Regions from separate parts of the Homo sapiens genome. Here region 2 is linked to region 1. The links are chromatin loops, found by intact Hi-C in ENCODE. Cell type or tissue: transverse colon. All regions are shown on one strand. Each heading gives the region's core, and the rest is flanking DNA. Links, peaks and the distances in the headings are about the cores only. Region 1 overlaps USP53 (ubiquitin specific peptidase 53). Region 2 overlaps SYNPO2 (synaptopodin 2).

Region 1 (2,923 bases), core at 192-2,691:
AGAGTTGCTTCATATACTCTGCAGTTCATCAGAATTTTTTCTGCAAAATAAACCTTATTCCAATATCTTAGCTATTTTTATGAACAAAATCAGTTATTTGAGGTGTCATGGTATTTTTGAATTAATTTGAAGATAACATTAGTTTTCAATTTTACACATATTACAAAAAAGAAGTTTTAAGAAATACCCTTCCTTTGGAAGTTTTTTACTGCTGCGCTTTTCTGAGTTAGAAGTATTGAATAAACATTATTGACCTCCTATTGTATGCTAGGCATAGTGCTAAACACTAGAAAGTCAAAAGTTAATTAGACAATGTTGGCTGGGTGCTGTGGCTCACGCCTGTAATCCTAGCACTTTGGGAGGCTGAGGCAGGCGGATCACTTGAGGCCAGGAGATTGAGACCACCCTGGCCAACATGGTGAAACCCTATCTGTACTAAAAAATACAAAAATTAGCCAGGCGTGGTGGTGCACACCTGTGGTCCCAGCTACTAAGGAGGCTGAGGCAGGAGAATCACTTGAACCCAAGAGGCGGAGGTTGCAGTTAGCTGAGATTGTGCCGTTGCTCTACATCCTGGGCGACCGAGTGAGACTCTGTCTAAAAAAAAAAAAAAATCATTAAGTAGTTATTTTTCTGAAAACTTATACTTTGGTTGAAAATTTCTAAATCAAGTCTCTGTTGCTGACACTTACTTCAGTCACTTTATCTTTCTTTCTGATCCATTGGCTGTTAACATTTTAACTCATTTTCTCCTTCTCTCCTTTCTAGTCCAGAAAGGTTTTGTAAATGAATATTTACAACAATTCTGTGGTGAAAATCCACTTATAATGTGAAGTATTCCCAAACATTCATTTTATAAATTAGGTTTTTCATATGCTAGATATTCTTAAACTAGGATAGCTCCGTAACAAAATTGCTTATGATTTACTAAGAACAGCTACTAAAATTTTAAAATTAAGAAATTGATATTTCATTGAACAATTTATCTGATCTCATTAATCTGAATTAAAGCAATGGTTAAGTTTAATATATCAGTTTAAGGTATTTCCTTAAAGATAGCAAAATGGAGTATAAAATATATAATACAGCGTCTGCTTTTTTCTAAATCCTTGTTGACATTGTTAAAAATCATTTTACGTGGAAGATAATGTTATTATAATTAGCCTGCATTCGTTGAATGCCTATGTTTTGGCCATTTATTAGGTATTTTATACATGGTTTATGATTCTCACAGTAGCCCTATGATTTTGATTATAGATGATGAAACTGATAGATTTTTAATGATTGAGTAGTTGAGCAATGTGTTGTAAACTTTATATCAGAGGAGGAATAAAATATCTATGGGAATTATAAGGTCACTATCAGGGTATGGATTCCATCCTTGTCAAGAAGCCATCAGGGTATTCTTTGCCCATCAGATACCTCATTCTTTGGCTTTTTCTTAACTCCTCAGCCTGCATAATAAACTGTTGCCCCTCTCATGGTGCCCCTCCCCATACTTAGGTGAGCAGATTGAGCCCTAAATTTTTCCTCCTATATGATGCTACCATATAGGCATGAGATAATGCTCCTCCTTTGTCAGTGTAGTACTGACACTGACCTACCTGCCAGATGGTAGGAAATTGTCCTATACTTTAGTGCCTAGGTTGTCTTTGTTAGGAACACTGTTTTTTCCAAAGGGTTTGTTGTTTGAGATTTTACTTTGTTTCCTGAGCTTCCTTTAATAAATATTTGATGAAAACTTAACCATGCACTGTGTTCTGTTCTAGATGCTTGGGATTTGCTTTACATTCTAAGTGGATTTGGAGAAGAGACAATAAAGAATAAGCAGTCAATTCTATAATATATTTAGAAGGAGAAAAGTGCCAAGGAGGAATGAAAAAGTAGAACAAGGTAAGAGGAATTTGGAAAGCGTGGTAGAGATTGTGATGGTTTGCAATTTTAAATAAGTGTAGGCCTCATTTAAGTGACTTTTTTGGCAAAGCAATTATGAAGGGAGGGAGGGCAAAGCCATGTGGGCGTTATGGGGGGAATGTATTCCAGGCAGGGGAATGGCCAGTGCAAACAATATAGAGAACAGAAGTTTGTATAGTGTGCAGGAATGAGAAGGAGGCTGATGTGGCTGGAATGGGAAAGCCAAAGGTCAAGTAGTTAGATGAGGGGCTGGGCAGATAGTGACATTATGATTTAATTTTAGAAAGATCTCTGTCTGCTCTCCAGAATAGACTTATATGTTACTGTGTAAAGGGTAGAAGCCAGGAGACAAGCTGCTATTTTTTTAATCCACACAAGATGTGATGATGGCCAAGACTAGAATTGTTGAAGTGGAGGTGGTGAAAAGTGGTCAGATCCTGAAATATGACAGAAAAAGGAGTCAAAGATGACATCAAGATATTTGTTCTCAGCAACTGGAAAGATAAAGTTGCCATTGGCTGAGATGGGGAGGAAGGTATAGATAAAGTAAGAGTTCAGTCTGGGGCTTTGTCAAGGCAAATAAATGTTAGGTTATTGCTGGCTTGACATAATTTTCTTCTGGAGATCATGTCTTAAAAGTAGACTGCTGTAAGCCATTTTCTTTAATGACCATGTCCTATATTCTGGATACATGTGTATGCTTGTCTTTTGCTAGTTAGTTACTAGTGGAAACTAGTGAATAGGTAAAAGCAACATGAAATATAGCACGGTTTTTTGTTAGACACAAAGAAATAGAGCAAAAAAGTGGAAACATTGAAAATTACTTAAAACTTACTGTTTTTTTGTTGGCAGTATTATAGTCTTTTTTCTTATTAATTTTATTTTCTGTGTTTTATAAATTTTCTACTGTAGTCTTCTCTAATTCCTCCATTTCTAGAGTGACAATGGTTTTACACATCAAAGAATATTTATTCTTCAATTATACCTTCCTTACTATAATCCTTTAGCT
Region 2 (2,923 bases), core at 313-2,812, 310 kb before region 1:
AGCTCTGCTGTATTCTTGTTTTTCTGTTGTGCTTGAAATGTGTTATCTTTAATTATTAACTTCCTTTCAGACGTATTTTAATAGGAATCATTTTGTGAGAGTCAATTTCCTTGAAACTAGATAATTATATGGAAATTCACTTAATCAGGCATAGTAAAACATAATATATTGCAAAATACTGAAAGAGAATGAATTGACGAGAAACCCTCCACCCTGCTGGGAGGTGGGTCCCCTTTTTGGTGAGGTCACCAAAGCACTGTGGGAAGTACATAACTGTCTGTCTGGCCCACAGACCAGACTGGACCAGGATACCACTGTAAATCCACATAGTAAAGTAGATTCAATGTTAGTTAGTGCTCATTTCCTTTTCATTTTGTAGATGAAAATAAATGTAGATAAGAATCCAGTGGGCTTGTTAGATAGTTGGGGGAAGAGCCTTCCAGGCACAGGGTTCTAAAGGTACAGGAGCCCTGAGACAGAAGTGTGCTTGGTATGGTCAACAAAAGTAAATGTGCCAATGTAGCTGGCACATATTTCCATGACAAATTATTATGAGAAGTCCAGGCTTTCACAGTGATAAAAATGAAAAACTCTCTCTCCTGGGAACTCTGGCCATGTGGTTATTTTCCCATCATTAAATGATTAATGCACAGGTCCTTTAAGAACAACTTTGCAATGTGGTCTTCAAATTTCCTCTTCATCCATTTCGGCTTCTCATGATGTAGCAGCCTACTGACCAGTCTCTAGAGCACCTGTATTCGTCCATTTTCACACTGCCGATAAAGACATACCTGAGACTAAGTAATTTATAAAGAAAAAGAGGTTTAATGAACTCACAGTTCCACGTGGCTGGAAAGGCCTCACAATCATGGTGGAAGGAAAATGGCAGCAGACAAGAGAGAATGAGAGCCAAGCAAAAGGGGTTTCCCCTTATAAAACCATCAGATCTGGTGAGACTTACTTATTCACTACCAGGAGAATAGTATGAGGGAAACCGCCCCCATGATTTAATTTTCTCCCACTGGGTCCCTCCCATAACATGTGGGAATTATGGGAGCTACAATTCAAGATGAGATTTGGGTGGGGACACAGCCAAACCATGTCAAGCACTTATTTAAGTGAATAATCACTACAACCTCTTATGTAACAATTCTGATACAAATAATATTAATCTTTTCTCTTCTTCTGAAATGTATTCTCCCCGTGAGAGAAGAGGAATTTAAGGAGTGTCGAGGAGAATTTTAATACCTAGATCCTGTTTAGATCTGTACTAGATCACTTAGTACTTAGAAAACATTCAAGAGTTTAAAAATTATTATTACCATGTTTAACCTTGACACCATACCTAGAGCAAAGAAGAGTTTTGCTGTATTTTCTAATGTGTCTTAATTTCAGTTCTCCTTAAAAAAATAGATAATCCTATTTGGATATTTTTTGGAAACTAACCCATGGAAAGGATAAAAATATTTCAGTGCTGGTTAAGACTTACTGTGTAACTTTAAAGACATTTTTCAGAGCTTTAGTTTCCTCATCTGTAGAATAAGGTACTATGTAACGAAATTGCTGCCTTTGTAGATAAAAAAAATATTGGAATATTACTTAGTTTTATAGGTGAGAAATCTGAGACCCAAAGAGTCAGTTAATAATATAACTTAGAAGGCTTTTTAAAGACTGTACATTAAGATGATTTCCTTGAAACTAGATAATTATATGGAAATTCACTTAATCAGGCACAGTAAAACATAATATATTGTAAAATGCTGAAAAAGAATGAGCTCATGAGAAAGCCTCTTTCTCTTTCTGTGTACCTGGCACACAGTAATCATGCAGTAAAGGGGTTTGTCGTTAGTATTGTTATTCTAGTTAAAGGAGGAAGTAACTGTCTTCTAAACAAGTTTTATTTATTCAAAAATTAAGAAGAGCAGTAGTCCAATTCACTGAACTCCAGATATACAAATAAAATTAAGAGCACAAAAGCCAGATGGAACAACTTGCGATGATGCTTTTACCCAGTGCAAGTTTTCATTTTTGATAAATATGACATTTCAGAAAATGTTTGCAGTATCAGTTACTAATCAAGATTACTTTGTTATTCAGTTTAATCAGTTTAAGAGAAGGGATCCTAAAATTATGTATTTTATTTGGCCAAATAAAATCAAATGATTGTCCCACTTAAAAATGGTACAATTTTTTTTTTTTAGACGGAATCTCACTCTGTCACCAGGCTGGAGTGCAGTGGCGTGATCTCGGCTCACTGCAACCTCTGACTCCCTGGTTCAAGTGATTCTCCTGCCTCAGCCTCCCGAGTCGCTGGGATTTACAGGCACATGCCACCATGCCCAGCTAATTTTTGTATTTTCAGTAGTTTCAACAAGGGGTTTCACCATGTTGGCCAAGATGGTCTTGATCTCCTGACCTCGTGATCCGCCCACCTCAGCCTCCCAAAGTGCTAGGATTACAGGCATGAGCCACCGTGCCCCGCCAATGGTACAGATTTTTAAAAGGAAATACCTCAAGCTGTAATTAATTGCATATAATTCTGTTGAGCTCTATTTAGAGCAAATGGACTTTCAATATATTAGTCTTTGTGCCTCAGTTTCCTCATTTGTAACATGGGGATAGTCATAACGCTCATTTCCAAGGAGTGTTTTCAGGTTAGAAATTATACATTCAAATCACTTAGTACTTAGAAAACATTCAAGAGTTTAAAAATTATTATTAGCATGTTTGCGGTTATTCTAATTTTATCTAACTAACTTTTATGAAATTAAGGCATATCTGCTGTCTTCTACTCAGTGATTTTTGAGACCCGGATGTCATTGGAAGGGCTCCTGTAGTCCTTGGAGTCCCACCTTGTGAAGTGGCATTTAATAGTTTTAGAATGCTGCCTCACATTTGCTGAATAACCTATTGCCCTTTAATT

The links. A loop is a pair of places that touch in the nucleus more often than their neighbours do. Peaks named below come from ENCODE experiments on the same cell type or tissue, not always from the same donor. Only the 100,000 strongest peaks of a DNase experiment are listed, where the experiment ranks them.
Region 2: it touches region 1 in a loop (38-fold over the local background); 1 of 110 quality-filtered maps calls a loop at or near these places.

Annotation. Positions count from the first base shown.
Region 1 is chr4:119,215,781-119,218,703 of GRCh38, forward strand. It overlaps USP53 (ubiquitin specific peptidase 53), which reads left to right. Exons shown (of 19, transcript NM_001371395.1): 3 at 1,770-1,893. Among named protein-coding and RNA genes, the nearest start is that of USP53, 4.5 kb to the left of the region's middle. In transverse colon, for the core only: no CTCF peak of the experiment used is centred there; no DNase peak of the experiment used is centred there; H3K4me3 peaks cover 364 bases.
Region 2 is chr4:118,901,533-118,904,455 of GRCh38, forward strand. All of the region lies in intron 1 of SYNPO2 (synaptopodin 2), which reads left to right. Among named protein-coding and RNA genes, the nearest start is that of SYNPO2, 14 kb to the left of the region's middle. In transverse colon, for the core only: no CTCF peak of the experiment used is centred there; no DNase peak of the experiment used is centred there; H3K27ac peaks cover 2,500 bases.